3 separate regions of the Mus musculus genome follow, and regions 1 and 3 are each linked to region 2. The links are chromatin loops, found by intact Hi-C in ENCODE. Cell type or tissue: left cerebral cortex. All regions are shown on one strand. Links, peaks and the distances in the headings refer to the core of each region. The heading gives the core; the rest is flanking DNA.

The links. Hi-C counts contacts between places; a loop is a spot of excess contacts. Peaks named below come from ENCODE experiments on the same cell type or tissue, not always from the same donor. Only the 100,000 strongest peaks of a DNase experiment are listed, where the experiment ranks them.
Region 1: it touches region 2 in a loop (2.2-fold over the local background); 2 of 42 quality-filtered maps call a loop at or near these places.
Region 3: a loop joins it to region 2, with 9 times the contacts of the local background. A loop is called at or near these places in 20 of 42 quality-filtered maps.

The regions. Positions count from the first base shown.
Region 1 is chr5:35,827,888-35,838,568 of GRCm38, forward strand. Ablim2 (actin-binding LIM protein 2) reads left to right here. Exons shown (of 22, transcript NM_001177696.1): 8 at 237-295; 9 at 3,799-3,855; 10 at 5,166-5,243; 11 at 9,061-9,210. Among named protein-coding and RNA genes, the nearest start is that of Afap1, 60 kb to the right of the region's middle. In left cerebral cortex, for the core only: a CTCF peak has its summit at 6,176 (motif pointing left); no DNase peak of the experiment used is centred there; H3K27ac peaks cover 834 bases.
Region 2 is chr5:35,750,537-35,761,217 of GRCm38, forward strand. Ablim2 (actin-binding LIM protein 2) reads left to right here and starts at 7,344. Exons shown (of 22, transcript NM_001177696.1): 1 at 7,344-7,524. The coding sequence starts at 7,515. In left cerebral cortex, for the core only: a CTCF peak has its summit at 5,069 (motif pointing left); DNase peaks (open chromatin) are centred at 5,041 and 6,628; H3K4me3 peaks cover 335 bases; H3K27ac peaks cover 784 bases.
Region 3 is chr5:35,695,134-35,705,814 of GRCm38, forward strand. It overlaps Sh3tc1 (SH3 domain and tetratricopeptide repeats 1), which reads right to left. Exons shown (of 18, transcript NM_194344.2): 13 at 8,218-8,398; 14 at 6,718-6,868; 15 at 5,452-5,574; 16 at 5,124-5,274; 17 at 4,578-4,774; 18 at 2,047-2,435. The coding sequence ends at 2,178. Among named protein-coding and RNA genes, the nearest start is that of Gm31888, 20 kb to the right of the region's middle. In left cerebral cortex, for the core only: a CTCF peak has its summit at 6,069 (motif pointing right); a DNase peak (open chromatin) is centred at 6,076.

The sequences.
Region 1 (10,681 bases), core at 4,254-8,253, 79 kb after region 2:
CCCTGAAATCCCCATGGCCAGCCTTAGGAGTGTCTGGCCAGCACTTGGAAGTTTCTTCCCTTTCCCTCATGGCCTTGCTTCCACATGAGCCAAGCTGCCCCAACCAGGTGCTGTGATCTCAGCATCACAGAGGGGAGGCATGGAGCCTGTTCCAAGGGCATTGAGCAGGTATTCATGCATGGATCCTGTATCCAGAACTACGCTCTGATCACCTCCTCTCGGGAATCTGTCTACAGGCTCCTCCATCTGGCATCCGGCATGTCGACAGGCAGCCAGGACTGAAGACAAGAGCAAGGTTGGTGAGCTTTTGTGGCTTCCCTGTATGTCTGTCTCCACACGCAGGTTGGAGGGAGAGACACAGGCCAGCCCACCCATGCTTCTAGGACAGTATCATAGGACAGCTAGGCTCAGGGGACCGAGGGCCACAGGTGAGGGAGCAGGTAGGTCAGTGAGCCATCATGCAGCTCTAATGGAGTCCCAAGAAGACCAGATGGCCCAACCCCGTCAATTGTCTTGTCCAGTCAGTGAACAAAGATGACCATGACTGTTTGAAGGACCCCAAATAGTTCCTATGGCCATCAGAATATTTGCAGGGCCAAACTGCCCCTTGGCTTGAGAGTTCCCTTACCCTCGCTGATGGCTGGTCTGCCCACCACAGGGCAAGTTCTTGAGGGCAGGACGGTCAGAACACACAGCAAGGCTGAATGCAAAGATTTCAGTCTTTCTCCCCATGGAGGTGGACATGTCACCCTCCTGCACATATGCAGGACAGGGCATGCAGAACACTGCTAATTAGGCAAGCTTCATGCCTGAGATTTCACTGGGGCTCTGGCAAAGGAGTTGTGTGACTCACTAAGCCCACCTGTCAACTGCTCCTCTGTGGCCTGAGGCTCTTGCCCTAGGACACAGGTTGATCTTCCTAACATGGCCACCCATACCTTGAGGTGATCCTGTGTGGCCAGCCCTGCCTGAACACAGCTGCTGCTGAGGTGAGATTAATGTGACCTCTTAGGAGCCGAGGACAAAGGTCAGCTTCTAGGAAGGGCCAGGTTCTGAACCCCTCAGATGCCCTGCTGTGGGCAGCAGGGTTATGACTGAGAGATGGGGTGACAATAGTCATTCTGGATGGGAAGGAGGCACAGCACCTGAAGGAGGGTTTGCTAGAGCCTGAAGAGAGATCAAACCCAGGCCCTGGGAGCAGAGCTCAAGAGATTCCCAAGGTGGTACCTTCTTTCTTGGGTGGTTATGGTACAGAGCAGAAGGGAAAAGGGATGCAGAGAAGTGGGAAGAGGAAAAAGAGAAACAGAAGGAGGAGGGAAAATGAGAGAGGGAGGAGGAGGAAGAGGAGGGAGAAAAGGAGGAGGAAAGAAGTCTGGCTGTAACAGAAGCAAGATAGGCAGGCAGCAGGGAGGAGCACAGAGACCAGCAGGGCGCCCTCAGGAATCCTCTTAGCAGCTCTGTGTTTGGCTGTGAGGAGCTTGTATACCACCCTACCTACCCATCCACCCCACCCCACCCCATACACCCATACACCCCCCACCCAACCCCACACATCCATTCATCCCCCACCCACACCCCCCATCCACCCTCCCACCCTACCCCACACATCCATCCATACCCCCACACATATACCCCCTCACCCCACCTCACACACATTCATGCCACACCCCTACTCTCACCTCACCCACCCATCCATCCCCCACCCCTCCCACCCACTCCCACCCCTCCCACCCATCTACCCCACCCCACCCCACACACCCATCCACCCCCTACCCCACCCCCCACCCCCATCCATCACCCACCCACCACCACCCCCAGCCCAGCCTCTGCCGCACTGTACTATCATCCTATTAGCCTTTACTGTGGCTTTCCAGGTAGGAAGCCAATGAGCAACACCACATTGCATGCTCTGTTTTTCCCCAGTGGCTGGTTCTCTCTGCACTGTGCATCTGTCACCCAGGGCATCCCTGCCCTCAGTCATGATGAGGGACGATGTGACCATAGAGTCTGAATCCATCTTGTCTGCATGGTCCCCTGTGCAGCCCAGCAGTTCAGAAGAAGGAGAGAGCCTGGCATCCCCAGAGGCCCCCAGACACACTCACACATGCATGTGCTCAGGGAAGCATCCTGACCTGTGACTGAACAGAGTCAGGAAAGAGCTGACACTCTGCCTGCCCTGCTTCCCCCAGGCACAGGGAGAGGATGGGTGGCCCATGCCCCACACCAGCTGCAGGAGACAACAGCCTGCCTCACTTTCTCTGGTCCCTGGCCAGATGGAAGGCCCTGAGGAGCGGGTGCTGCCAGGCCAGGGAAGAAGGCAGCCTTGTTTTCCTGGGCCTGTACAGGAGGGCTCTGCTTCCAGGGCTGTCTGGTCTGTACAGCTATTGAAATGAGTAGTTTAGAAATGAAGGTTGTCTCCTGCAACCAACGTTTGGCGCAGAGGCTGGGCAGCCTGAGACTGGCTGGTTTCTTGGTGTTGGGCCCAGGCTCTCCAGGGCTGGCAGCTTCTGGTCTGGCCTGGGAGTGGAGGGACAGATTCCTGCCCTCTGTTGCTCTGCATGGGAGCAGCTCCTGAATAAGCATAGTCAGGCAGGCCTGGTGGCTTAAGAGGACTCCTGTCCCCGTGGAACTGGGCACCTGGAGGTGACACCTGTGTTATTGACCCTTGAAACCTGTCAGTGCTTGGAGGCCACACCTCCTTTCTACCCAGTGATAAGAAATGGCTTGTCTGTCCTGGACTTAGTAGTCACCTTAACAAGTGTCTCTTGATGTAGGCCCTTGGACATCTGCAGGATACCCAGGGGACTCATTCTCCAGCAAGACCCTGGCTCTATCTATGGAGAGCCAGGCCAGCAGGAAGGAACATGGTCCTTCCTTGTCAGGAAAGCCACAATAATGTCATAGTTGTCTCTTCTCCACACAGGCAGGGAGTTATGAACAAGAACCACAGGACTCAGGTCCTGAGCATCTGGAGTATATACAGTGGACATTAGGTAGTCATGACTACCCAGCCCCACAGGTGTCATGGCATCCTTAGCACAGCACCCAGGGTCCACAGACATTATGGCATCTTTAGAACAACAGCCATTATATGTTTTCAGAGATTTTGTATCTGGAACCAAAGGGTGAATGAGTCCCTCCAAGTTCTAGGCCCCATTCTTATCTCTGTGGCTGGGAGCAAGGCAGTGCCACATGGCCCTGTGGAGTGAGCTGCTGAGGTTCACTGTAGGTCTTTGTGGGTAAGACTTCAGGTCAGGGGTGGCAGGGGCCGAGTCAGGATAGAACCCCGGTGACAGTCACCTCAGCTCTCACAGTGAATTCGGTTTTGTCCTCTGTCCTTCCCCACATAGCTGGGCACTGAGTACAGGAGAGCTCACATCACCTCAGGGTAGCTGGAGCCCATGGCACAAAGAGGGCTGAGTGTGGTCAGTCATCTCTGTCCACTCTGTGGGGCTGGCACGGCCAGTGAGACTTTGCTCTGAGTCTCACAGATCTGCAGGTTGGCAGGAACAACAGGCCCCTCTCTGGTTATTTTGCTACTTTACAATGAAGGGGGCATTTTCAAAGCGGGAACTCCAGGCAGGCATCACATAGGGTTGGTAGAGGATAACCCCTGTCAGCACCAGAAACCTGTGGTCGCAAGGTTGGGCAGGCCCCCGGAGTTGGCACCTGTCAGTGTAACTCCAAGCTGAGGGTCTGAAGGCTTGGTGCCGAGGGGTCCAGAACACAGGACCCACAGAGGGGATGGCAGTGACCTCGAGAGCAAGCTTCACGCCGTCCCTCCTCTCTCCCTTCTAGATGCACAGCTCTGTTTGCAGCCAGCCCTGCCCGGGCACCCTGCCCTGTGCCTTACAGGTTTGTGCCTCCTCCTGCCCTGTGTGGCACGTCCAGTGTCTGCCTGTTGCTGCTGGTGTCATGCTGTGTAGGAGGAGCTCAGGAGGGGAGGGTTCCTCCAGTCGGGCTTGGTTCTTCCAGCCTGGGGGCTTCAACCCTTTCCTGCCTCACTGCGGCAAGGAGTCAGGGCCCCACGTGATGGCAGCCGGCTCCTCCTGAAGCCTCTCTGCTTGGACTTGGCAGCAGCATCTTCTTGTTTTCTCACACGCGTGTGTGTGTGTGTGTGTGTGTGTGTGTGTGTGTGTGTGTGTGCGCGCGCGCGCGCGCATGCGTTCATGTCCTAAACTCTTTCTATGATAACCCTAAGCAGATTAGCTTAGATCCACCCAGTGGCACAGGGTCACACACTGAGGTCCTAGGGTAGAGCTTCTACATAGGAAATTTGGGGAAACCACCTTGGCCCTTAAAAGATGTTAAGTGCCACAGGAGCAGGAACATGGCAACGCCAGAGGCAAGGAAGAGCCTCCTGAGGAAAATGTAGCAGGGTTGGTGGTGGCACGGGTCACTGAAGATGCACAGCGGAGGACAAGGGGTCAGAACTCCTCCTGCCTTCTGCGAGGCAGTGACACTGGTAGAAATTCACCTCTTAGATGAGGTGAATAGGAAGCATGGAAGACAGGGCATGGGGCAGGACCTTAGAACTAGAGAGGGGTGTACAGTGGCCAGGTGTGGGGAGTTCAGGTCTGTGTGCACGAGGGGAAGGAGGAGCTAGAGCTAGTGATGCTGCTGATGCCGAAGGCTTGAGGAGGGCTGTCTGAGGAGGGCTGGGCCACTGTCAGACTGGGAGGAGGCCGGATGTGAAGAGAGTAACATCACTAGAGCCTAGCCTAGGTAAGAGAGGAAGGAGCAGCTGAGGAGGGCCTGAGAGTCAGGTTAGGGAAGCAGAGGATGTGGCTGGGGGTCTGAAGTGCATCCAAGGAGAGGGGTAACAGAGGTTCCAGTACCATGGAGACCAAGGGGTTGCTAGATGCCCACCTGCCTCCATCCCCAGAGACGGGATCACCTCACCTCCACATCCCTTGGGACGTTCCAGGCTCTCAGTGAGCATCAGATTGTGGACACCTCGCCCTCACGTGGTCTGTTGTGTTTGTGGCAGCTTCAGTTGTTCACCTAAGCCTGTGTGTTTGTTCTGAGACCTCCCTCAACCCACAAAAAGGGAAAAATTCGACCTGCTGAGCTCATTGGCATTCCTGCCTGCATCCTGGAGACATCTCCAGAAGGTTCCTGGGGGCGCCACTCCGCTCCAGGTCACCTGGACATCTCTCTTCTAGGAAACCAGGACTTCTTCGGAGAGCATTGTCTCCGTGCCTGCCTCCAGCACGTCAGGGTCCCCGAGCCGTGTGATCTACGTAAGTAAGGGGTTCATGGGGAGTGCCATGGTATGGTAGTAGGGCCATTGCTGTAGGGACTACAGAGTCTGCTGAGAGTGGCCGCTCAGCACTCCCTCGGGGAAGAAATGGGTAGAGACTGGAGAGAGACTCAGAACCTGAGACCTAAACACACCTGTGTGGCCTGGCACATGGACCTTTTCCCTAACTGGCTGGTGATGAGAGGAAGAGCATCCTGCATAGATGTGGTCATAGCACTTCAGGAGGGTGTGGCTGGCCTGTACTTAGAGTGAGCCACGGGCACTTGAGGGAAGGATGTTGTTTGCCTGAGCCACTGTTTGTGACTGTTTGGGTCCTTGTTTGTGAACACAGAAGGCTCCTGCCCAGTCCTTAAGAGAAGTGTACTGGAGATGAATGTGTTCATGCATGTATGTGCATGCATGCATGCCTGTGTGCATGTGTGAGACCATCCACATAAGTATAAAAAAGATTGGACCCATTTTAAGAAGTTGCTAGAACAGTTGCCTCAGAGGGCAGGTTAGAGACAGGAGGGCATTGGTGTTCTAGCACCATGTTTGAGTGATGAGGTTTGTCACTGAGAGTCCTGAGAGGACAGCATAGTGATCAAGAAGCCACAGGACAGGAGAGAAGCAGGAGACAGGGGCAAGTCCCTTCTGTTACCCTCCCCCAGCTCTCCTGGCCAGGCCTTGGATCTTTGGTAGCATGATAAAGTGATAAGGTTCGCTCTCCCCCACCTATCTTCAGCCCATATCTTCCCATAATGGCTAGCAGAGGGTCATTCTGATGGTTGGTAATAGCAAGCATCTTTCCTGGGGTCACTGCGAACACACTGTGGAGGGAGTGGGTTCCAGGGCTCTCTGAGCCCACTTGTGCTGAGTCTCAGCCTGTGCCTATGAGATCAGGAGTCTGGCTGTATACCCCAGGCAAGGTGCTGCCCTCTGTGGGCCTCTGGAGGCTTATTCATAAGCTGGCATGAATCTAACTCCACTGGTGGTCCAGGGCTTTCTAAGGCTTGGCATGTGAGGCTCCCTGGATATCTCTGAGCACTGGGATTCACAGGTGTGCGCCACGATGGCTGACATATGCTGTTGCCAGGGATGGAATCTAGGCCCTCGTACAAGGTAGGCAAGCCCCTAGCAACTGAGCCACACTCCTGCCCTTGCCTGTTGTTGTTTATACAAAATAGCAGTGGCCAGCAGGGAGGGGAACATGATCTCCCTCCTTATCCCTCCAGTGAGCTCTGCAGCTGGGGTGCTCGCGACTGTGGCTTATGGTTGCTTTTCTCACAATAAGTGTGACTTAGTGTTCAGCAATGGGAAGCCGCAGTGAACAGGATCTTGGCGCCTCTTTCTGGTGGCAGCCACGGGCATGAAGTGAAATCCCAGTCACTGTACACTGTATGACCGTATACACTATGGAGTGTATGCGTTGTGGTGGCTTATATAGTCATCTTTTTAATTTGCCTCACAGAGTGTAAAGAAGAAAGCAAAAGGGGAAACCATTTAACACACACACCAATAGCCTTCATCAGTTAGAAAGCTTAACCTGTGGCCAGGGCAACCTTCCAAGGTCTTTGCACAGAGAAGGTAACTAATGCCATAAGCTATTTGCCAACCACTGTTTGCAGCAGGAAGCTTCAAGGTTTTGGGGGCCCAGGTTGTACAGGAGCCTCAGGGAAGAGGGGGCCACCCAGGGCCAGGTGACCTGCTACCCAAGCACTGTGGACTAGGTGAAGATAGCCAGGGGGACAGGTGAGTTGACCCCGCCATGGACATATCGTTCCTGGTTACCTGGGAAATGCAAGTCTCTGGGTGTTCCACTGCAGCCTGCAGGACCCTCTACAGAGCATTTGAGTGAGATGTTCATGGCAGGCAGGTAGCACATGAAGCACAGTTGATGGCCCAGTAGGATAGTCTGTGCAGAAGCCTGGTTGCTCAGCATGAGAATGGGTGACAAAGCCAGCGGGGTCCAGGACAATGGTAGCCATAACCCTGGGTTGTGGGGGAGGACCTATAGTCCACAGAAGGGCAGCTCTCCCAAGAGAGAATCTTACCTGGATAAAAGAGACCTCCATGAGTAGAAATAGCATGTGACAAGCCCTCAGATGAAGGATGGAAACTTCGGGGGCTGAGGGGCAGGGAGTTTGGAACCTGAGCAGAGGAGACCGGGATAAACTGATGTTTGGGGAAAGATCTCCTGAGCTCTGCTTCTCCAGGCAGCTCAACAGCCCCAATGGGATGGTCCATGACCACAAACCCTGGCTTAGGACTTGACCTCAGACCTTTAGAGGCTTGCCCTGGGCCCCAGAAGGCACAACTAGAGGTATGAAGCACTAGATCTTCAGTCTTCATGCACGTCTCTCTACCAGACGTCCCAAGGGTGTCCTGGAGTGAGCCTATTGGTCAGGAAGGCTTCCTAGAGGAGATGGGCAGGGCTGCTGGGCTCTGGAGAGCCCAATAGGTTATGAACAGACAATTAGCAAAGATGTGGATGGCCTGAGGTGGGAGTGGCCTGGAGGTGTCATCAGCAAAGCCACTTGATGATGTAGTTGTAGCTAGGGTGGGGCCTACAGGGGGGAGTACCAACTGGGGGAAGGGTTCTAGGGCCAGATAGCTACCATACCTTCCTAGGTGAGTGATTCTGGGTAAATTGCCCAACCTCTCTGATCTCTGGACTCTTCTTCGTCTTTATAAGTGGGAGTACTGTGAGCGTCCCTGTTAAAGGCAGCTGTGAGTTTCTGTGTGTGGTCCAGCTCAGCATCTGTTGTGGCTATTGATACTTTGTCTCAGAATCCCAGCAGGGGAGGCCCGGCAAAGGCTGGTGCAGAAATTAGACTTGAGCAGGAAGGGATTAGCCCAGAGTTGGGCTGAGGGCTGGAAAGAGCTGGGGTGCTCCCTGAGCCAGAGGGGAGGTGGGACGAGGAGTGAGGATGGGTGCAGGGGGCACTGTCCGAGGAGGGTGGGCAGAATGAACAGGAGCTGCAGCGGCCAGGTGGACCTCACCTGAGCCAGCATGGTGGCTCACAGCATCTCAGTCAGTGAGTCCAGTGGGCCACATCCCAAAACCCTGTCAAATACTGAGCCACCATCTTGCTTGCTTGTTCTGTACTTGCTCAAAACTGCTGAGGTGAGAGGAGAGAGGATGAGAACAAGTGTGTAGGATGTGGCTGTGGGCAGGATGATGTGGGTGGGATGAGTTGTGTGTGTGTGTGTGTGTGTGTGTGTGTGTGTGTGTGTGTGCATGTGTGTGCACGTGTGGCACATGCGCATGTGTGCAAGTTTGTAAGAGCCAGTCCTGGTGTGCAAGTAGCTGTGCATATATATGGGAATGTGTTGTAAGCCAGCAGGTGTGTGCTATCGTGGGGAGTGGGTGTTACTGGTGCATCCCCCTCATCATTTTAGACAAGCTTGCTCTGTGTAAGCTCTGATGTGTGCAGGCATGCCTGTGTGTGTATGCATGGATGCATATTGATGTGACTAGGGGACTGTGTGTGTGTGTGCATCTGTGATATATGTTCATGTTATATACCTGTAACCATGTGTGGTTTTAGGTCATAGTCTGAGTCTCACTGTCGTGCCCTGAATCAATGCATTATGGGTACAACCAACGGCTTCAGTGTCTGACTCCAGGGTTATCCTTGCAGCCAGGACCTCGGTTTTGCATCTCTACTCCACCTTCACGTGGGAGGGGGGTGTGTCGGTGTGCTCACACCCTGCTGGAGCCCTGCAAGCTCAGGCCATCCTCACTACTGGTTGTGGAGTGGCTCTGGCCTGGCTGGTGACACCAGTGTCCTCTCCTCTGCTCTCTCCTTCCTCAGGCAAAGCTTGGCGATGAGATCCTGGACTACAGGGACTTGGCTGCTCTTCCCAAAAACAAAGCGATCTACAACATCGACCGCCCCGACATGATCTCCTATTCGCCCTACATTAGCCACTCGGCCGTGGGGGACAGGCAGAGCTATGGCGAGGTATGGCTCTTCACCACATGTCGCATGCTTTCCCCAGTGCTGGCTCTTGTGGACAGACTCTACTCATTGCCAACACGCTCTGCTTCTTCGCCCCCAGATAACATGTCCGGCTTATTTAAGGTACTCCCACTCAACCACGCCCCCTCCTAGAAGAAGAGAGTCTGAGAGTGAAGTGGAGGCGAGCAGAACTTGGTTGAGGGATACACACTCTGCAAATGTCTGCATTTTCCTAGCCTCTGAGTGTTTTATGACGATGAAGTGTGTTGTCTTCCCTTTCTGGACCATATGGCCTTGAGCCTCAGGCCAGCATCTCCTCCATGGATTCCTTGAGTCCATCCCTAAGTTGACTGAACAGTATGGGACATGATTCCCCAGTGTTCCTGGAAATAGAAGGCATCTGTCTTAATTAGAGTCTTATTGCTATGGAAAGGCACCATGACCACAGCAACTCTTATAAATGAAAACATTTAATTGGGGCTGGCTTATAGTTTCAGAGGTTTAGTCATTTGTCATCATGACAAGGAGCATGGTGGCGTGCAGGCAGACATGGTGCTGGAGAAGGAGCTGAGAATTCTACATCTTGATCAGCAGAAGCAGAAGTGTGCCACACTGGGCATAGCTTGAGCATATATGACCTCAAAGCCCCCACCTCCATAGTGACACATTTCCTCCAACAAGCCTACACCCCCTAATAGTGCCACTTCCTATGGTCAAGCATTCCAACACATGAGTCTCTGGAGGCCGTTCCTACTCAAACCACCACGGAATCTGTTGGTGATGTGTTTATTCAAGCTGCCTGTTGCCATTGAATGCAGTTCCTATTTCGTCTCATTTCCTTCTGTTAGATTTTAGTGTGGCTTTGGCTATGTGTGGAGCTCAGGACAAATGTTTAACTGGTCGTTTCTAAAACATGCTCCTTTGATGCTCTTCTGTGGCTTCAACAAGACTTTGTGGGGCACGAGGGCCAAGACCCAGGGGCATGTATATGTATGAGTATTGAGCTTGACCCTGCATAGGTTATAGTCCCCAGACGAGCCTGCAGGCTCTGACAACCACTCAGGAACCAAGAAGAGCAAAGAGAGCCTCCTGGTGTGCAGCCTGAGGAGGAAAGGGCACCAACCTTGTGACTACTGCACCACCTACCTGCTACTGGGTGTGGGCTTCACCAGCCCACCTCTACCCTTTGGGCAGCAGACAACTGGAGAAGGTCAGAGGTCAAGTAACTTGACTGTATCCCTCTAAGATCCAAAGCCTGGCTTTTCTCCCCTAAAGATCACGCACTGGCTATTCCCTGGCAGATCCTCAGGGATGTGGAATTCAGGCTTCAGAGTTGGGTTCAAGTCCCACTGTAGTCAGCCTCAGGATGCCAGCAAGGTCCTCCCTGAATGGAGCACTGGCAATCCTTTAGTGGCCTCAGAGAGACATGATGGGGAAAGCTGTGGTGAGATATGCAAACCCACAGGCTGTTGAC
Region 2 (10,681 bases), core at 2,736-6,735:
ACAAGTCCTTCCCAGTTCCCAGGACAAGAGCTGATCTTTCCACCAGGGACATCTGTCTTCTAAGATGCCACCAAGCTGTGTGCCCTCCTCATGGTCTTTGAGTAGGTATGCCAGTGGACACTGGGACATGGGTCTGGGAGAGTCCAGAGGATTCTAACTTTGGGGACCTGGTTCTGGTGATAGTCTCTGTTCTCACTCTCTGCCTCCTGACCCAGAAGCCTGTTCGCCTGCCTATCCCTTCCCAGGGCAACAGCCGCAGCTCTAGAGGGACTACAGAGTCCCTTGTGGAATCTGAGAAGGAGGCCTCATATGATGAGTTAGTTGAGTTATGCCTCTCCCCAAGACAAATGCTAGCCCCTGCCTCCCACACTGGCCTCTACTCTTCCTGCTCTGTAGAGGAGCAGCATTTCCTAGGCAGAACTGGCCTGGTTTCCTTGCTTGAAGCCTTAGAGGTTTTGCAGTGCCTAAGGGCAAGTGCTGTCCTTGTGGTGAGCCTATAGCCTGTGGTTCTACCTGAATTCAATGTGGACGCTTTAGGGATTACCTCTAGTCTCCACCTTTATAGCCCGGTGTCTCCGCTCTGTCTCCATGACTTAGGTCAGGACCACAGTTGGCTTCCCACACAGGATGGCCTGTGTGTCCTGTTCCATGATTCCCTGTCAACAGGAAGTGAGCTATGACATGCTGACACAGCAGTGAGCTGACTCGTGTCTGACTTGTGCTCCCCCAGAGTTCACACACTGAAGGTCTGGCAGTCAGAACCTCAGTGTGTCATTAGTGTGTTAGTTCTCTTGTTGTTGTGATAAGAGTACACGAGAGATACAAGTACACGGAGAGATGGCTCCACCAGCAAAGCGCTTGCCTCACAAGATGAGGAGCTGAGTTCCAATCTCCAGAGTCCATGTAAAATGCTGGGTGTGGTGGTGTGTTCCTGGAATTCCAGCAATGGTCTCAGGACAGATGAAGACGGGAGAGTCCCTGGGAGATCATGGGACAGGAGTATGTGGCAAGGTTCCAGGGCAGCAGTGCTCAACCTGTGGGTTGCACTCCTTTGGGGGGGGGGGCCAAATGACCCTTTCACAGGGGTCACCTAAAACCATTGGAAAACATAGATATCTGCATTGCGATTCATAAAAGCAAAATTCGTTATGAAGTAACAACAAAATAACTTTATGGCTGAAGGTCATCACAATATGAGGAACTGTATCAAAGGGTCACAGCATTAGGGAGGTTGAGAAAGACTGACCTAGGGTGATAAGAGACACTGTTTGAAAAGGTGGAAGACACCTTACGACTGACATCTGAAGTCCTCCTCTGAGCTCCGAATATACTGTGCACGTGCTGGGCACCCATCTCACCCCCAACAGCAACGTAAGGGAGGAAGGTTGTCCTGGTTCACAGTTCAAGGGCAAAGGGTAGAGTCCATTATGGTAGAAAGCCATGGAGTAGGAGCTCCAGGCAACTGGCCACATGGTGTCTACTACCCGGAAGCTGGGGAAAATGACAGCTGGTGCTCAGCTCACTCTCTCCTTGTTAATCCAGATGGGCACTGCACATGGCACTGCCCTTGTTCAAGGTGGTACTCACCACCTCAATTAAAATCTCTGTGAACGGGGCTGGCGAGATGGCTCAGTGGTTAAGAGCACCGACTGCTTTTCTGAAAGTCCCGAGTTCAAATCCCAGCAACCACATGGTGGCCCACAACCATCCGTAATGAAATCTGATGCTCTCTTCTGGAGTATCTGAGGATAGCTACAGTGTACTTACATATAAATAAATAAATAAATCTTTAAAAAAATGTAAAAAAAAAAAACAAAAACAAAAAACCTCTATGAACACCCTCTCACACCCAGGGTCTTGTCTCTGAGCTGGTTGTAGATTCTTCCAAGTTTGCTTCATTATTAGTCATCACACCATGTGACTTTTGACAAGGTTGTCCAGGATATGCAGGTTAAGATGAGGTGACTAGGATGGACTTCAACCCACACAGCTAAATCCCCACGAGAAGGGGACACACACAGAGGCAGAGCAGAGCATGAAGAGGAAGGAATGCCCCTGATCTGCCAGGGAGAAGGGTCCGGGACAAATTATCGCCAGTCTCAGAAATGGCAACCCTCCTACCTTGAACATCCATGCATTAGGTTTGGGAGAAGACACACTTCTAAGGCACTCAAGCCCATTGTGGTGTTTGTTACCCAGCTCTCACCGGCCAGTTCACCCAGTGCTTGCTATGTGCTCCTAACACCTCCCCTGTTTCTGCTGCATGAGTCCAGTTCCTCCAGTGGCCAACAGGTTGAGGCCTCATGTGTGTGCCATTTCTCAAATGCAGCCTTATGCTCTGCCTCTTTCTGGCGTTCAGGCCAACTGTGTGTCATGATTACTTAGTGAAAGAAGATGCAACACTCTACTGTATCTATACATCAAGCAGGAATTAGGAACAGTCTGGACTGATGGACGTCATCCCACATCCTTGCATCTCCCTTTTTCTGTCCTGTGGGAAGAATTCATGTGAGCCAAGGTTGGCCTCGGCTGTCTGCCCAGCGTGGAGACTACAGTTCTTTTCCCCCTCTGCTCAAGACAGGGTTTCTCTGTGTAGACAGACCAAGCTGACCTTGAACTCACAGAGATCCACCCGTCTCTGCTTCCCGAGTACTGGGATTAAAGGTGTGTGTTGCTACTACCCGGCTGTGGCGACTATTTTTTTGAGAGCGAGCAACGCAGAGAAGTGAGTTGGCTGCTGTGCTCGCTCCTGGTTTCACATGGCAAGGCTTTAAATTATTGAGTGGCTGGAAAGGCCCGTAATGACATCCTATTTCATTTGGTTCTCTCCTGGGCTGTGAAGCAGATCAATACCTCAGCTAGATGTGGGGAGCACAGCCTAGACTGGACCTCCTTCTGCCACTGCTGCCTTAAAGGCAGGAACTCAGCTACATTTCCAGACCCGTACCTTTCTAGGCCAGGCCCCCGGCGAGCCACTCTGCCTTGCGGCACCTTCTCCAGAGTCACTTGGAGCGAAACCTCCACAGACCCGGGCAGAGGCCAGGAGGCTGGGAGGGGTGCCACAGGTCTGACCTCTTTCCTTTATGGAATGGAGGTGCCAATGGAGTGGTGATGTGAGGGAAATGTCACCCCACAGTTCAGTGGCCTCTTTTTTCCAGAGGCCCCAGAGGTCTCTGGAGACCAGGACATATGCCATGATCCCTAATATGAGGAAGACTTAGGATCACCTGGCAGTCTTGATGCTGGTGGCAGAGCCAGGCAGGAGGTGGAGGTTGAGACCCTGAAGTGACGTGGCAGTGGTTGGCAAGGCCCTGGGTGTGGTGGGCACTGACTTAGCAGGGCTCAGGAGAGGCTGCCACAGGGAAGAAGCTCAGCAAGGGCCCACAGACCGAGCCTGTGCTTTCCAGAGTAAGCATTCCTGACGGCCAGGGGCAGAGCTTGACAAGGCATGGTCTGGCAGGACAGGCCCCCTGCTCTGACCATTTACTCCATAAGTGGCTCTTAGATTCTTATGTCCTTTATAGGTAATGACAGATTTGGGAGGACAAGTACTGATGACACATGGCTCACTCTCTCCCAAAACTGTCTGGGTACATTCTAGTGGCTGCACTTAGCAATAGCAAATGCCTCGGTTTCTCTGTCTATAAAATGGAGATGATAAGACCCTTGAGATAATGCATAGAAACCATAGGGTTTGGCACAGAAGTATCTTAGCCCTGCTGTGACTGCCTTGCCCGGCTTGGCCCTTCGGGTAGTTTCAAACCTATTATCCCTTACTCCACCCTGAGCCAAGCTCCATCCATGTGAGGTCCATCCAACTCTGGCTGCCATTGAGGTCCCTCTGCCTTATGAATAGCCTCAGCTCCCCCGTCTCACTCTTCTCAAACCTGCCACACCCCACTTGCTCTCCCCAGGAGGCTGATGCTAGGGGCTCCACCTGATAGCCTTCTATACTTCTGGGGATTTTGTATCTTCAAAAGGAAGTAAATACTTTCAAGGTAAATGCTCTTCATTTTGAAGCAATGCAAAGGGCTTCATGCATGGCAGGGGCCTGGGCTTGTCCCCTGGGCACTGATGGAAACACCTGTGTCCTAGGAAGCCTCACGGATCTCAGCCATGAGGGAACTTCCTCTGAGACATGGCAGGATGGGCTGAGCTTGTCAGCTGCACTGTCAGATTCAGATGTAATCATCAGCCGCCTCCTTTGTCTCCCTCATCTTGTAGCTCCATGTTTCCAGGAACACACTCAAGTTTATAACCTGAGTTTATGCCTGAGAGAAAGCAGTGATTGGCTTGTGATTCTCAGAACCAACTAGGCCACAGGCCAGGAGCTATGTATTTGCTCTGTGCCTCATGCCATGGTAACCTACATTCCATAGTCAACAGTTAGGATACTCTCCTAAAGGTAAGAGTGACATAGCACCCTTCGATGTCCCTAAGGCCAGGTGGGGGTTCTGACAATCCTGTCCTGTGTCCTATGCACCCTGTCCCCTTCTTGTTGGCTTTGGGCATCATTTTGTCTAGCAACTCCAACATCTTGGCCTGATAATACAACAGGTTTCTCCAGATCGCAGTCTCTAAGCTAAGAGAATACTGGGTCAGAGCACAGGGGACATGTGGATGTTCTTGTCTTTAAATGTTCCCTAATCACAAAGAACACAGATCCCATGAAAGGCAGTCCTGTATGGATAGATCCTCCCTGGAAGGGCACAGACCAGTGATGCATCCTGAAGCTGCCAGCAGTCTGAGGGTGTTGGGCCACACCCATCCCTTCCCTTGTGCCCTGGTGCCTAAGAAAGCTCCACCCCCTCCAGGATTTTCCAGAAACAGAGATGAGTCAAGTTGAATGCCCTATCTTACGCCATATTCTGTTGCTGTGAGCCAGGTAGGTTATTAAAAATAGAAGCCCTGTGGCTCGTGATTCTGGAGGCTAGACATTCAAGACTGTGCCTTCCACATTTCATCAGCTTCTGCCTCCGAGTCTCAGAGGTCAGTGAGAGTACCCTGGTCTGGCTCTTAAGGATGAGCCTTGGTGCTCTCTTTGAAGCCTCTGGCTCCCTCTACAGGCAGGCTGCTCAAACAGCAGCAGTGAAACTGCAACACTTAATGGTTGGACTTGGTTTTCCTAAGTCATTGTTGACCGCAGTCATGAATGGATCGGAGTGAGACTGGGCTATGCTTTGAAGGGGGTGATGGCTCACATCTACCCCTTCATCAACAGCCACTGTCATCTTGACTATTGTTTATTCAGCATTGGCTCTAGGCTAGCAGCTTTGAACAGTGTTCCTGGCACTACTAATTTAACCCACCGAATTTCATTGTGACTGGGAAGGTGTGGAAACCGAGGCATCGTGAGAAAGCAAGTGGCTGAGGTCACCTACAGGTCACAGCCCTGCAGACTCAGAACAAAGGTCTGGCTTAATATATTCAAATAGACTGATTTACCACAAGACAGATCTAGCCCCGCAGAGTTCTGTGCATTGAAAAGCTGCAGCTGGATCAGCGCTGCCTTGGTTATCAACCTCCTGGGTGACCGGGATTAGGACCTACGGGTCTTCATACTGCCCTTGTAAGAGAATGTTCTGGGTCATTCAGCCCCTGTGTGTTGGAAAGTGTCTTCTCAGAGGGACATGTCAATTCCTCTAGAAGTCACAGGCCACTGCATGCTGAGCTCCAAGACCAGTCTACAAGCACAGGCTGCCTGACTTGCAAGGCCTCTGCCAAGAAGTGTGACAGTGGCCACCACCAGAGTGGAAGGCATCACAGCCAACACCACCAGTGTCTTTACCAGCCTGTGTCACCTTCGTGTGTGAGGGGAGGGGTGGGGGTGGCATGCTGCTACTTTGGCCCCAGATGAGAGACAGGAAACATGAATAGCTTCTCAAAGGACTCAACCTGCTGGACAATATCTGTCCTGCCTTTCCCACCCTGTTTCTTCAGTAAGTATATCTCCAGTGCCCGTCGCAAGCCTGTGGGAGGCACTGGAACAGCACTATGAAATAATATCAGAATACTCAAGGATCTCAGAGGTTGCTAGGACACATAAGCATGAGCTTGCAGGCTCCTAAGAACTATCCTAAAGGATAGGGACTGTCCTTAGGTCTAACCAATGGAGGCAGGTGGAGTCAAAACACATTTTTGGAGCATGTAGAAACTAGTTTCCATTAGCAAGGTTTCTGGGCAAGAGATCCCAGAGGCAGCCCGTTCTTTTGTGGGCATCTGAGACTGGAAGTACAGCTGCCAGCAGAGTCTCTTGGTTTATAGGATGTAAAGAAATGTGCTGTTTCCTCGGGGCTTCTCCTCTTTACCAGAGCCTTTGGCCTCCTGGTCCCCTTTGAAATAGATGGACAATACTGATCACTGGGGAGGAATTTCTGCTTCTGCCTCAGTAGTACATGGAACAGCCCTGACCTGGGCCAAACGTCCCTGGCCTGTGCCTGTTCATGCAGTGGCAGATCCTGTATGTTCTCATTCTGGGCCCTGCGCATCCGTGCTCCCTCATCTCTCTAGGCTGTCTTCTTGTAGTCTCTTGTGCCCACCTGTTGTCACCACCGATACGAGGCAGGATCCACCTGCGCCTCCCTATGCTTTTCTTTCAGTCTGTTTTTCCACGCCCTGCGCTGGACGCCTGACGTCACAAGGGAATCGATTAGCGTATGGGCAGGATGGTGAGAGGGCAGGATGTGCCAGAGCCTCCTCAGTGTGCACCGCCTAGCGTCAGCCGAGCCGGGAGAGCGTCTGGGGCATAAGGCGAGGCTGCCTATCTTTGGAGTCCAGACACCTGCGTCTGGATCCCAACCCATTCAGACTTCGCCGTGTGTGTGTGTGTGTGTGTGTGTGTGTGTGTGTGTGTGTGTGTGTGTGTGTGATTAAATCCAGACTTCGCCGTGTGTGTGTGTGTGTGTGTGTGTGTGTGATTAAATCCTGTTCCTGCTTCGCTATCCCGCTTCTCCCCCTCCGCTTCAGTTTCCCCTTTTCTGTGCATTGGTAAGGAAGGGAAGGTCTATTGCTGAGACCTTCCATCACTCTTGTAGAGTTGCTCCAAGATCGCTTTTCCTTGGGCCTCCTTCTTTGAGAGTCCAGTGCTGAGATGAGCTACAGTCCTACACGCCTCCCTTAGACCCTGTTGACAGCTCTGCAGAGCTCTCGGAGCAGGTGCAGGAGGGTACCTGCGCTACCACCAGTCTGCGCCTGAGCGGAACACACAGCCTGCCGGGATTTGTAGTCCGCACGTCCAACTGCGGTGGCGCGCAGGCGGGCAGCCGGGGCACAGCGCCTACACTTCCCAGGATGCGACCCTCCCGCGGCTCGACAAGGGGCGTGGCCTAGCTGAGGGGCGGGGCAAAGGGGCGGGGCGGGAGCCCCGAGCTGCGGTGGCGCTGCGGGCAGCGGGTACTGTGTGCGCCGAGCCGCTGGCCTCAAGCGTGCTGAGGATCCTGCCAGCGCCGCACCTGCCCGCCCGGTCCTCGGGCTGTCGCAGCGCGGGGACCACCCTACTGGGAGCTGCCGCTGACATGAGCGCAGGTGAGAGCTGCGACCCGGAATCCGCGGGTTCGTAGCGGCAACCTCAGTAGGGTCTCGAGGACTGGATACACCTGCAGTGCGTAGCCAATTCCTCTAGCCAATTCCTGAGCCCAGCGGCTCCACCCAACTTTTTCTCCAGGGTGTGCAGCCCCGAAAGGCCGGCCTGCAGCCTCTGTCTCTAAGCCGGGGGCGCGGAGCGGCATATGCCGGAATTTCTTCCCACCGTGCCAGCTAGGGTGGCTGCGCAGGGCTGTCTGGCGGGCGTCACTCCTTGCTTCTCGTGGGGGTCCCAGGTTGCTTCAGTAAAGGGATCCAGGTCCCGGAAAGGGGCTCTGGGTCGCCGCAGTCCTAACCGTAGAGAGAGGTGTGATGACAGGCGGAGCTTTGCAGCAGGGGACTCCGCCCTTGCGCGGTTCCCGCAGAGCCTGGGTGGTGGCGTCTGGCAGACCCTGAACTCCCCAGGTTCGCCGTTGCAGATCTGAGTGCTAGAGCCTGTATGTGTGTCAGTCCCGGAGCTGTCTGTGCGCTGTTGTCATTATAGCCCTTCAGTTCTGAGCGTCTCAGCCCTACCTCTCTCGCCGCACCCACCCACAGGGATCTGACCGCCTCTGTGTGATGCTGGAAAATCCCACGTCCCTGCAACCCAGCAGCGCCTGTGCTCAGAAGGAAACTGAGATCTAGAGCTGGGAGGCCTTGGCTCAGGAAGCATCTGTACATCATCTCAGAATGCACCCATCTGACAGCCTCAAGAGTTCCGCTTGCAGGGAGGGCTGATCCTTTCATTCCTCAAGAGAGAGGGGTTGGCCTCCATTTTCAGGAGCCATGGGATGACCAGACTTCAATGACTTGAGCTCTGACAAGTGATAGGGATTTGAACTCAAGGTTCCCTGACTCCAGCATACTCCCCCTAACCCCCAAGCCAAAGTTACTACTAGCAGCAGTGTGGCCCTTGGCTACATTGCATAAACCAATGGGTACAGCAGCTTCCTCTAGGAGAAAGTGGACAGGGAGGGAATGAGCTTGGAAACAGCTCACTGTAGGCTCCTAGCCTGAAGTACCTCCTCCCAGGGGACTGTCCCCTCTCCCTCCTAGCTAAGGAAGGAGGGGCTTCTACCATGGATGTTGAGAGTAACTGAGAGCAAGTGGTATGGGAGGCGGGATCCCTCCTGAGATGTGGGTGTAAGGAGAGGGCATCCTCAGACTTGGCAGGACCTCCAGACATTTATCTGATGGCGGTGGGGATAATGGCTGGGTGTGTGCGGGTTAATTTCATGCTTTCAGGACATAATTGATACCTCTGTGTCTCCTGTAATCAGGGGCCCTCAGAGGGAGCACAGGTGCCCACACTTTGCATTTGTATTTGTAGTGTTTGTCCCCAGGGGAGGAGGGCTGGGATTGTTATGGCAAGGAGACTGGGGTTTGAACCATGGCGTGTCTGATGGTCTTTGCACTGGGACACCTTCCCAGTTTTGGCCTGCTCACCTGGAACTTCGGTTCCCCTCTAAGCAGGAAAACCCCACATGCAGCAGCCCCTCAGGAGTGTGGATGGTCATTGCCATTGCTGGGTGCTCTGGGCTCCATTTGGAAATGGAGCACAAGTGTTGTCTGGCCCACCTGTGGATCATGGCTTAGCTTTGGCCAGCCTAATGCATGCACAACAGAGATTCACCCTCATCGACAGAGGAGAGCGGGAAGAGACACATGGGTCCCAGTGTGGCTGCTGTGTACATATGGCAGGTCAGGGCTTTCATTGTCAACAGGGAAAGATTCCACTGTGCCACCCCTGGGATGACTGGCACCATTCTGGAACCTGGCATGGATGAGTGTCAGGGAGTGATACTGGTCCAGATGGGCAAGTGATGGGAGCCCCTGGCAACCTGTACTATGTCCTCGGCTAGAAGTTCCTTCCCAATTGTGGTGGGGACAGAGTGGGTGCTGCTGGGGTGTGACAGCACAGTGCTGCCCCATGCTAGTTCAGGTGTGGCACAGAGGCCTGTGAATGCCACCCTGGCTGTGGCTGCCTGTTGATTTCAAGTGACCAGGGAAAGAAAGGCTTACAGAGTGCCACAGGAAGGCAGTAGAAGATGCTGTTCCATGGCATGTGGTCTTGTTCTAAATCCAGTGTACTAGTCATGCTCTTCTCTGTGCCTCAGTTTCCCCAGATGTATGGAGGGAATCTCTACAGTTGTGTGTGCAGTGTAAAGTGAGCCTGTAAGGTGGTGTTGGGAGTGAGGCTGCACTGCAGCCCGTGTGGCCACAGCAGGATAAGGGGGCTAAGATCCAGGAGTGGATATGATGGACACCGTGCTAGCTCAGCCATCATGCACTGGGTCTCAAAGAAGGCTGTGTACTTGCTAAGATATACCTGGAGGTGGCTGTAAGCCTGGCTGAGCTGAGGTAGAGGAATGTGTGTGTGTGTGTGTGTGTGTGTGTGTGTGTGTGTGATTCTGTAACTAAGTACCACAGACCAAGGGGCTTTATGAGAGAAATCTATTTTTGGACAATCCTGGAGCCAAAGCAACCAAAATCAAGGCATCTGCAGACTGATTTCTTTCTCCTTGGCTCGTAGACAGCATCCCCATCCTGTGTCCTCACAGAGTTGTCCCTCTGTGTGCCTGTGTCCTGAAATCCTCCTCTTCCAAGAACGCCATGCTGATTAGATGAGGGTACATAAGGCTCATTTCATCCTAATGACCACTGTCAAAGCTGTGTCTCCACATACAGCCAGTTTAAGGTGCTGCGGCCAGGAGTGCATTGTGGGAATTCCGGTCATAACAGCTGAAGGACTGGGAACCCGGCTCAGCCACCTTTTACTCCCGTGGCTGCCGTGTAAGCAGCTGGATGGGACCCTGCCGTGTAAGCAGCTGGATGGGACCCGGGGTTGCTTTGGGTGCACCCACCCCCACTCAGGACACTGGGGCCTGGAGAAGGACAGGCACCCATCCCGGGTCAAGGAAAGTCCTTTGTGCATCCAGAAGCAGCCTGGCATTCTAATACACTTGGAATGTGGCACTCACTCCTCCTAGCCCAGGAGTGGGCAGCATGTGGCCATACGCTATCTGCCTGCTTGGGTACCACTAACATAACAGAGCAGGTCACCAGCCAAGGTGGGGGAACAAAGAATGCTGGCCACCATACTTTCATTTTGGAAATATTT
Region 3 (10,681 bases), core at 3,598-7,597, 55 kb before region 2:
TCTTTAGAGATAAAAGCCCAGGATTTCTGCCTCCCTAGGACACAGGCTGTCAACCCATATGTGACCAAAAGGACTGGCTTTGTAGAGGTGTCACGGAGAGCAGGGAAGGGCCGAGTGGGTGCCGTTTGCCCACTAAAGCAACCTGAAGCTCTGGCTCAGGTCACACAGAGGATCCCTGTGATCCTGACCCCCAAGCTACTCAGTTCCTTCGACACCTGCATGTATCTGTCCTGGGACAAGCTGGTGCAGGGTAACTGTGCTCCCAAGAGAGTGAAACAGCCCTACTGCAGTGGGGCTCATGGCCTCAGAGTCAGGCCATGTGTGAAGGAAGGGAGTTGCATAGACTTGGGAGACACTGGGCCTCCTTCTAAAGCTCGGCTTCTGAGCAATGGGTCTGTAGGCTGCTGCAGCCTTCGGCAAGCCACAGGATATCCTAGACCCATGCTAATGGGAGAGCAGTAAGGAGTGCACCAGGCCCCAGCCTCTACCACCCCGTTCTGCCTAGGCAGAGATTCTGCTGGCGACTCTGTCCCCACGTTGTCTTCCTCCTGCCATTTGCAAAAACTCAAGGTTGGGTTACTTCAGTTACAGACAATGACACAGAGGGTCTGAGAGGTTAAGACAGTGTCATTTGTTACTTAACCTTGGTACAGCATGGTAAGGCTTTTGGGATGCCCTGGGCTCACGAGCATCCTAATAGGAAACAGCACTGTGGCAGGGCCAGCCCAGGGAGCACAGTAGAGCTCTCAGAACACCCTCACCTCGAGCAAGTCTCACCTCAGCCCCAAGGCAGCCGCTTTGTTTCTGTGCTGACCTACCCGGGCTCAGAGAGATTTATCTCCCAAAGGCCCCGCAACCTGAGGTAGATGGCAGCTGAGGACACCTAGTGGCTGACAACTTGCAGACTGGCAGACTGGTCCTTAGTTACCATGACAACTCTGGCTGAACCCAGAGTAGGTCATCACTACCTTTTATCTTCAGCACCCCTCCCCCTGTGGCCCAACCCTCCCAAGAATGGGATGGTCAGCAGCTGGCAAAGGGCTTGGGTGGGGGAGGAACTGGTTCTGGAAAGTTCTCTGCCCATCCCTGGTGGGGAGACAGGTAGAAGCATCTGCTTCAGGAGGGCTTTGAAAGGTGAACAAGACTCCTTGGTGTTTAGCAAGGTGTGGAGTGGACACCCCAGTTCCTGCCTGACTTGGGGAGAGGACAGTGTTCAGGGATACATGGGAGCTTTGGGACACTGTGACACTCAGTGCCATCAGAAGCCATTAAAGTAAGAAATTTCACTTATTTAAACATGACTGAAGGAGGGGCTTGGAGCACTTACAGGCCACTTACAGCCCCGCCGCCCCGTGCCATGGTGTCCCCGATTAACAAAGGAATGACCTGAACCACATTTCCTGGGCTGGAGACTCCAGAGGTCTTAGGGACTAGGTGACAGCAGAGGCCAGAGGAGAGCAGGCAATCGCAGGGCTGGGGAGGGTGGCCTTGAGGCCATCACATGGACCAGGCCTGTGGCTCTCCTGACATCATCAGGGATGAAGAGATTCTCAAGCTGCACTCAAGGTGTAAGGTGACATGTCCTTCCGGGCAGGCTGGCAGGGAGGTCACTGTATTTGGTTGACTCTGGGGCTCAGTTCCTCCTTGCTGTGTGGTAATGGATAATCTGGGTCCCCACATCTCCCACTGCCAACGAAGGCCATCATGTCCTGAACTGCTCTCAGGCAGGTACTGTGAGGATAAACGATGCAGGCTTGTGTCATATACACAAGAGAGCAGAGGAGAGGTCACCTTAGGTCCAGCTGAGGGGGCTCCCAACACCTTCCCTTTTCAGAGACAATGGAATAGAGGACGGAGGTAACTGATTTGCCAAGGCCACACCATGAGAGAGCCAGCAGAAGGCTTTGCTGCTGGATTCAGTCCTCACTGCAGACAAGGTGGGGCTAGGCTGCAGTGTGGGTCCAGAAAAGGATGGGTCATGGGGCTGGGAATGGGGCACAGCCTGGGCTCCTGGGGAGGCATATCACACACCTAGAAGATACCAGAGTTGCTGAAAAATATTTACTACTGTTTGGTCCTTCAGTTCCCCCCAACCCTCAGCAAAATAATAATAATAATAAGTTGCCCACACCCCAAGAAGAGGAAGAGTCCCCTTGTATATGCCCCTTCTCAGGTTGTCAGGATGGGTGGCCAGGGGCCAGCCAGGGTGCCCGGCCACAGAAGCGCTGGGGCACCAGGTTGGTCCTGCGGAGGTTCAGTTCTGAGGCAAAGGTCCTTGCTTTCTGGTAGAAGAAGAGGGACATCTCACGGTCCACGAGGAAGTGGTGGTAGATGGTAGCCAGGCGGGTGTAGATCTTCAGCTGGGCTTTCTTGTGGCCCAGGTCCACGGCTGCTGCCAGTGCCAGCTGGTAATACCCAGCTGCATCAAACGGGTCCTGTGGGCAGATATGTCGGACTGTGCTAAGCCAACTCACCGGAGTGGGGGTGGGGTGCCTGGAGCATCCCCCCACGGACGACACGATCTCAGGGTCACTCTGGTATATCTACTCATAACCAGCAGCAGTGGGCGTGGAAATACTTTGAGTGACCTCCAAGGACTACATGGTCCCAGTATCCCTCTCATACACAACCCACCATGATGGTGGACCAACAGAGCCGCATCAGGATACTATGGGGATATCCCATCTTACTGAGTCACAGCCAAAGCTTAGCCTTTTCCCCCAACATGGCTGGAGATTTCTGGTCTTTGTGTTTGGAGATCTTTTGTTGTTTTTGTTCTTTTTTTTTTTTAAGTATTTATTTTATGTGAGTATACTGTCACTGTCTTCAGACACACCAGAAGAGGGCATTGGACTCCATTACAGATGGTTGCGAGCCACCATGTGGTTTCTCGGAATTGAACTCAGGATCTCCAGAAGAGTAGTCAGTGCTCTTAACCACTGAGCCCCATGTATTTGTTCTTTTTTGGGGGGGGGTTGGAGACAGGGTTTCTCTGTGCAGCCCTGGCTGTCCTAGAACTTGCTCTGTAGATCAGGATAGCCTTGAACTCAGAAATCCGCCTGCTTCTGTCTCCTGAGTGCTAGGATTAAAGGTATGCACGGCCACCACCCAGCTGGACATTGCTTTTTAAATCTGTTGCCACTAAGGGTACACCAGCTTGGGTGCTGGCTCAGAGCAGCTCCAAGTCCCACCCAAGTGTGATCCAGAGACCCAGATGACCTGGAACAGCATTATGGCCACCCCTCAGTTCCTTCCTGTGCACACATCCACGTCGTCCCTTTCCTGAAGCTCCCTCCGTCCTCCCAGATCCCAGAGCCTAAGGCCTTGACCTGCCATGGCCTCTGCTTCTCTCCTGAGCCTCTCTGCTGTCTGTATCTGACCTTGCCTTACTTCTAGTCACTCAGGGAGTGTACAATGCATTCCCAGGAGGAGGTGGGTCTCCTGGGACAGCCGGGCCTCACTAGCTCTGGGGAATTCCTGGGCCCCTGTTGTTGAGTGTGTACATGTGGCCCACATCACTGGGACCTAAGATGAGGTGTGACACCCCCACCCCCAGCCACTCTCAGGTCAAGGTCATCTTTGCCTCAAACTCAGCATTCTAGTAGGATGCAAACTGCCCCTGGACACACCTCACAGCAATCTCCTGAGACCCCACCCAGCCTGCCTTCCCCCCTTCCACATCTGGGACATCTTCCTCAGCTGGCAACAAAGTCCAAGATCTAACAATGTCTTCTTTGTACCAGCCCCACAGAGCCAGGACCCAAGAACAGAGTGGACCACATACAGCAGATGGTAGGTACTCTTCCCCCTGGGCCTAAGGCCATCCCTCCCTGGCTCACTCTGTGACATGAGGAAGCATGAGAGGTACCCAGCACCTCAGCAGGTAGAAGGTCTGGAGGAGAGGGTACTCAGCTATGTGGGAAGCCAAAGTGTGTGCGCATGCACCTGTGTGATAGCCTGGATTCACACCTGTGCCTGAGCTGTGACCAGCAAGGATTCAGAGAGGCAGGCTAGGATCAGTGTACCCCTTCCTGAACCTGAGTTTCCTTCACTATGAGGCAGGATGCTATTATCTCCACCCATCCCTCCTAGGTGACTAGGAAAGGCAATGCCATGGAATTCCAGTAAGGAATTGTGGACAAAGGCTGACATCCTGGGTGGGCTTCCTGGAAGAGGCACCATGGTATGGGCTGGATTCTGCTATGTGAGTGGTCAATGTTCATACATGTCCTTGTCTCTTTCCATTCCTTTGGGAGAAATCACCGCATTCAGGAAGCTTCCTAGTGCCTTTCCCACTGCTGGGAAAATATGGTGCCCTCTGCCTTCTGTTTGTTACATGAGAGGGCCAAGTCTGACCAGCACAAGAGGGTAGTCCTGTCTGCCGACCTCGCTGACTTTTCAGAGTCAGGTCTGGCTCCAAGAGAACGTGAGGCCATTGCTGGGAGACAGTGACTACAGTGTAGACCCCACACTCAGGTGGAACAATGACTCTACCCTAGGCTGAGCCCCCACCCTTCCCCGCACTCAGACAGAGCAATGAATGTACCCCAGGCTGAGCCCCAACCCTTTTTGCCCACCTTCAGGTCATAGAAGATGATGTCACCCAGCACCAGGTAGACCTTCACATAGTACAGGGTCTCCTCATCGAATTCCAGGGGCGAGCTGCAGAGTGACAGGGCCTTGAGGAAGAAGTGCTCAGCCAGTTCCCCGTGGCCCAGCCGGTGGTGCAGGGTGGCTAGCCTGTGGTAGGCCACTCGCTCATTCAGGCGGTCACCTGGGGGAGGGGGGTGTGCAGGTGGAGGGGCAGGTGTGAGGACACTACCCAGTAAGGCAGGCAGGCCGAGGACAACCTACACAAGTCCAAGTCCCCCCCACCCCTGCCGCCCGCCCCTCCGTGTGGAAAGCAGGGCAAGCGGGCCGGCATGTGGTCCCAGCAAGAGAAAGAAGCAGAGAAAGCCCCCGAGCTTTGCTCTCTCCTAAGTCCCTGCCCGCTCTGTGCTCAGCCGTGGGCTAGGCACTGCAGGCTCAGCAGAGCTGCTGAGCTGTTCCCGCAGGAGATGGGAGAAGCCAAGCCTCCACACCTGGGACTGGAGGCCAAGCAGAGCTGAGGGCTGAGGACTCACCTAGGGTGATGCTGAGTGCCAAGGCCTCATGGGCAAACTCCAGGCCCTCCTGGGGTGCCTCCAGCGCGGACAGAAGGGCCACCAGCTTGTTGCACAGGCGCAGTTCCACTTCCTGGTCTCCTACAGTCACAGCCAGGGGCAGTGCCCGGTCCTGTTCATATACTGAGGTTAGGTATCTGCAGTACCCACCAAGCAAAATTCCTCCTAAGCCCACATGTGTGTGAGGAACTGTCACCTCCCTTTGGTCTTTCCATGGGACAGAGGTTGGTTCTGTTCTGACATCCCAGGCTGGGAGCTGGGGTTACCCCCACATAGAGTGGCCACTCACCCGGTAGAAGGACACAGCTTTCTCCCGCTCCCAGGTCCCATTGAAGAAAATGTCCCCTGCTGCCTCAAACAGTTCCAGGCCCAGCTTGGGGTCCCCAGTATACAGGGCTGCATTCTGTGCCACCTGTAAGAACCAGACGTTCTCTAGAGATTGTACCTTCTGGAAAGGCCGTGTCTCTTGAGACATGGGTCTCACACTTGGAGACACCAACCTCCCTCTGTCCCTGTGGGTTTGTGGCTCTGAGGAGAGGAGCTTTCAGGACCAGAGAGCTAGGAAGTTTCAGTTCAGCTGCATCCCCAGAGCCTAGCAGGTGTGGGCTGCCCGGGTGAGCAGGGAAGCACTCGGGCCTGGCTTTTGACCTGCCCACTATGTTGGAATCACAGCTGGCTGCCCCTCCTGTGGTTTCCCACCATATCCTATTCATTCCTGACCCATCCATACCCACTTCTCTCCCATCAGTGCTACAAGACAGAGCCTGAGGCTGGGGCTTCTCTGCTGTGTTCAGGGATGCCTGCAATGCCTGGTACAGAGTAGGTGCACAAAAAACATCTGCTCAGTGATGAGATAATAAATACACCCTCGCTCCAGCTTCTAGGCAGGACCTTGATATTCTCTCCCAGCAGGTGGCGCTAGCTCCCCACCCTGGCTCAAAGCTGCTTGATCTCCAGTCAGATGGCCCTTCCCTGGGCTCCTGGATCCTAGATCCTCACTTCACCATGCCACGCCTGTGCTCCTCATCTGTCCAGATTGCCGAAGCAAGCTCTTCTGTGTGCAAGCTGAGAGGACACATCATTCCTACGTACACTAAGCACTTGCTATGTACTGACAAGGGTGGGTACTATGCGGGGGCCCACCTTCTGCCCGGGGAGCTCAGATGGTTATCAGAGAGGCTGGGCATGGAGGGGAATTGAGGAAGCCAGAGTGGGAAGGTGCACAACTGTGATGGGCGGGTGAAGAGAACACGTGGATGGGCATATGGGTGGATGAGGGGATGCACAGGTGGGTGGGTGGACAAATGAATGTGTAGTGAAGAGGAGATGTGATGGATGGATGAGTGGGTAGGTGGATGAAAGGATGGATGGGTGGATAGATGGCTGGTGGGTCAACGGGTGAGTGAGTAGATGGGTGGATAGGTGAGAGGGCAGAATAAATGGCTGAGTAGACAGTTAGGTCAATAAGCAGGTGGGCGCAGGGCAGTGGGTGGGTAGATAGGTGGGTTGGGTGGTGAGGGAGGGAGCCAGTGCACCCTGCCAGCACTGAGCGCACCTGGATGTATAAGTCCACCAGCTCATTCTGACGCAGGATATAGTAGATCTTCCCTGCCTGCAGCCAGGCGCGTGCCTCCTTCTCCTTCTGCTGCAGGTCGATGAAAATCCCCAGGCTCCGTTTAGTGTAATCCAGAGCCGACTTGTAGGCCCTGGGGTCAGACACAGGCATCAGAACAGGATCTGCCTACAGAACGGCCTGGAAGGTCAGGACCTGAAGGAATCCTCCGTGGGCAGCACCATGTCCTGCCCCAGGCACCCAGTCACAGCATGGAAAGACAAAGGCAGTTCTTCCGAGGGAAGACAGGGCAGCTATGTGTAAGGAGGCCTCTATGTGCCATCAACCCCAGCATGCTGAATCCAGCCAGTAATGGCTAGCTGTATGTCAACTTGACATAAGCTAGAGTCATTTGGGAAAAGGGGGTCTCATTTGAGAAAATGTCCCCACCAGGCTGGCCTGTGGGTAAGCCTACAGTATGTTTTCTTGATTGATGTGTGAGGGCCAGCTTACTGTAAGCAGAGCTACTTCCAGGCTAGTGGTCCTGGGCATTTTAAGAAATCAGGCTGAGCAAGCCAGTAAGCAGCACTCCTCCATGGCCTCTGCATCAGCCCCTGCTTCCAGCTTCCTGCTGTGTTTTGAGTTCCTGCCCTTTCTTTCCTCAATGATGGGCTATGATATAGAAATGGAAATGAAAATAAACCCTTTCTTCCCTCAAGTTATTTGTGGTCATGGTATAGAAACCCTAACACACAGTCTGTATTCTCTGAGAGATATTGGCATACGGCAGAATTCAGATCATTCACCAGGGCTTCTTAAACTTGTATATACTGCAGTGTTACAGAGGACTGCTCTCAGCAGCGGCTGGCCCTGAGGCCTGGGTGGGGCTGAGAAACTACAACATGCTCCAGGGGAGATGGACAGCAGCCCAGGGATGTATCCAAGAAGTCTGGCTCCAGGCCACCGTTCCTGCTGTGAGTCTGTGCTAGGACAGGGGTCTCTCCTGTTTCCTCACAGGGTCTTCCCTGCTCTGGTGCCCCCTGCCTTAGGAGAGGTGTCACACTGAGGAGTTTCCCAACTGGCAGGCTAGCCAGAACTTCAGTAGGTCACACCTCCAACATGACCCTGAGCCTTGGCTCCAGGGTAGCTAGTTGGCTCTGCCCTCTGTGGTGAGAAGCCTGGAGAACACATGGCCACCATCGGACATCTGGTGGGTGAAGGACACCCACCTGGCCCCAGGCTGACAACTAAAGACTAGAGGCAGGTAGGGGTCAGATTACAGCAGCAACCATGGCACGGGGAGGTTGAAATGACTGTAGTGGTGACCCTTGTTTAACCAAGAGAACAAGGGTAGGAGGGCTAGTCCCCCATCAGAGCAGGGACCATGCTGGGACTCCTATATCATGAACAATGAATGGCATGCTCCCCAGCCCTGGAGCATTGAGGTTTGGCTGGTTCCTGAGGGGAGGGGCTCTCCGGGGTTTCTGTGCCCCGCCCCCTTACCGCTCAGTGCCCAGCGACAGGTAGAGCTGGCTGATGGCCTCCAGCAGCTGTCCCTCCAGCACCTTGTTGGCGGTCTTGCGTGCCAGTGCCAGTTGGAACTCGTGGTAGATGACACATCGCACCTCATTGGGCATCACCTTGCTGTAGAAGAGGCACAGCTTCTGCACAGCCTGTAACTGACCTGGGTGGGGACAGCAGGAGGATGTGTTACTGTCATGATGCAATCACCTTTGAGGCACCCCAGTGCCTGTGTGTGGAAGGGCTGAAGGCCCCATTCTATGACTCTCTCTTCCTCACTTCTGAGCTGGGTCCTCAAAAATCAGAGATCTCAAGCCCAGAGCCAGGCTATAGAGCCGCAGGTCTGTAGAGAAGCATACCATGGGCTTTCCATCAACTGGAAGCAGGGAAGGTTGTAGTGCTGATCAGCTCAGCCAGGCCAGGGGTGGATCCTAACCAGGCGTTTGCCCTGTCCACACCTTTTGTTTCTGTCTTACCACACCTTCCCCATCTCCACCCTGGCCATCAGGCCAGGGAAATGGCAGCTCAATATAGTCGGACACACAGACAGTACGTAGCCAGCATCTTTCCTGGCGCCTGCCACGTAGGACAACAAAGTCAGTCTACATCAGGCTGTGCTCTACCCATAAGCCCAGGCTCCACCCAAGAGGCAAGGCTCCAAACCATGGCTCACTGGACTATCCCAAAGCCAGGGGCTGGGAGCCATGAGGCATTCTCAACTGTCAAGACAACTTGGAAATCAACACAAAGGCAGAAGGCTTAGCCATGCCATAAGCAAACCAGGTCTTGAGGGTTCAGGTCTGCTCAAGGGCTCATAGGGCAGTCTCTAAAGACACACTCCAGGCACTGACCAAGTCTCAGGAAATGCAAAAAGATGGACATCATTGGGAATGTGTTCTTTGGCTACAGGGCAGCAAAATAGAACTACAGAATGAGTTCAGGGCCAGGTAGTGCAACTAGTGATGACTTCTCTCAAAGAAGACTGGGAATACGGAACGGTTCCAGAGCGTTCATCTAGCACATGTGAGACCCTAGGATGGTTTGTTTAGTTCTGCTAACCAAACAGAGGGACAGACAGAAAACAGTAACGGTAGAAAGTCTAGTAAATTCATGGATACATGAAAGTTCAGCTGCCCATTTCCGAATAGCCAGAGGTTAAAGGAAGAGACACAAAGGAAACAGAAGCATAGAAGTTTAAGGGATTGGAAGTTAAGGGTTGGAGACATGGCTCGAAAGTCAAGAGCACTAGCTTCTCTTGCAGAAGACCTGAGTTTGATTCTTAGCACCTACATGGCACCTCACAACCCTCTGCAACTCCAAGTCCTTACCTGCTGAGGGATTTCCTCTGTGGCTCCCTTTACACAAACCATGTCCTTAAAACCTCATGTGTATATCAAGTTCTCTGCCAGAGAACAGACTCTAACCAGACGCACCTCCTCTCCATTTCCACAGCCACAGTGAACGAGCATCCTGTAGACTTGATGGTTCTCCAGCCCTCTTGGGAAAGGGGGCAAGTCATAGGCTAAGGTTCCTGATGATGCTTAGCCGCCCCCTCTCCCAGCTGAGGCTTACCATTCAACACTGCAAAGTGAATGGATTCAGCAGCCCCGCCCTCAGCTCCCCCAGCACTCCCTACTCGGCTAACCTTTCCTCAGATCATTAGTCAAAGAAGTGTCCCCAAGCCACAGGCTGGAGTAGAGCTGCCCATGACCATCTGTCTCCTGTCCAGCTCCTGGCCCTAGCAAGAACGTGGTCCCTCCCACCTGTGGGTGGAGCCTGGATTACACCTGCACAAGGTCCTTGTAGGTAAACCTGACCGGCTCTGAAACCTGGTGACTTCTAATGAAGAGGCCATGTGAGGTGGTCAGGGCAGCAGAAGACAGAACCAGAGGTCCAGCTCACAGAACCCCAGGCTGTGTTAGCTCAGTGGGACCCCAAGTCTCCGTGTTATGTCTGGGAGGGCCTCCACCTCAAGATGGGGCAGTAGGAAGGGGTTGTGGCGTCCTTAGAACAGTGATTCTCAACCTTCCTAATGCTGCAACCTTTTAATATACTTCCTCATGTCTTGGTGACCCCCCAACAACAAAATTATTTTTGTTGCTATTTCCTAGCTGTATTTTGCTACTGTTGTGAATTGTAATGTAAATATCTGTTTTGCGATGGTCTTAGGCAACCCCATGTGAAAGGGGTCAATGGGCCTCCCCACCCTACTAGGGGGTCGGGACCCACAGGTTGAGAACCACTGTTCTACAGTGTGGTACTCTCAGCACACCCTTCACATCTAGCCCAGCGCAGGAAGAGGTGGAAGAAGTTTGCATCAAAGGTAGTGGCAAACATCTCCAGGTTTCCATGACTCAGTGGGAGGTCTCTGTCCCCTGCCTCCCACCCCAGGGTGTTCTGAGGGGGGAATGGCATGCTTTCTCAGAAGCCAGCATGACCCACGCAG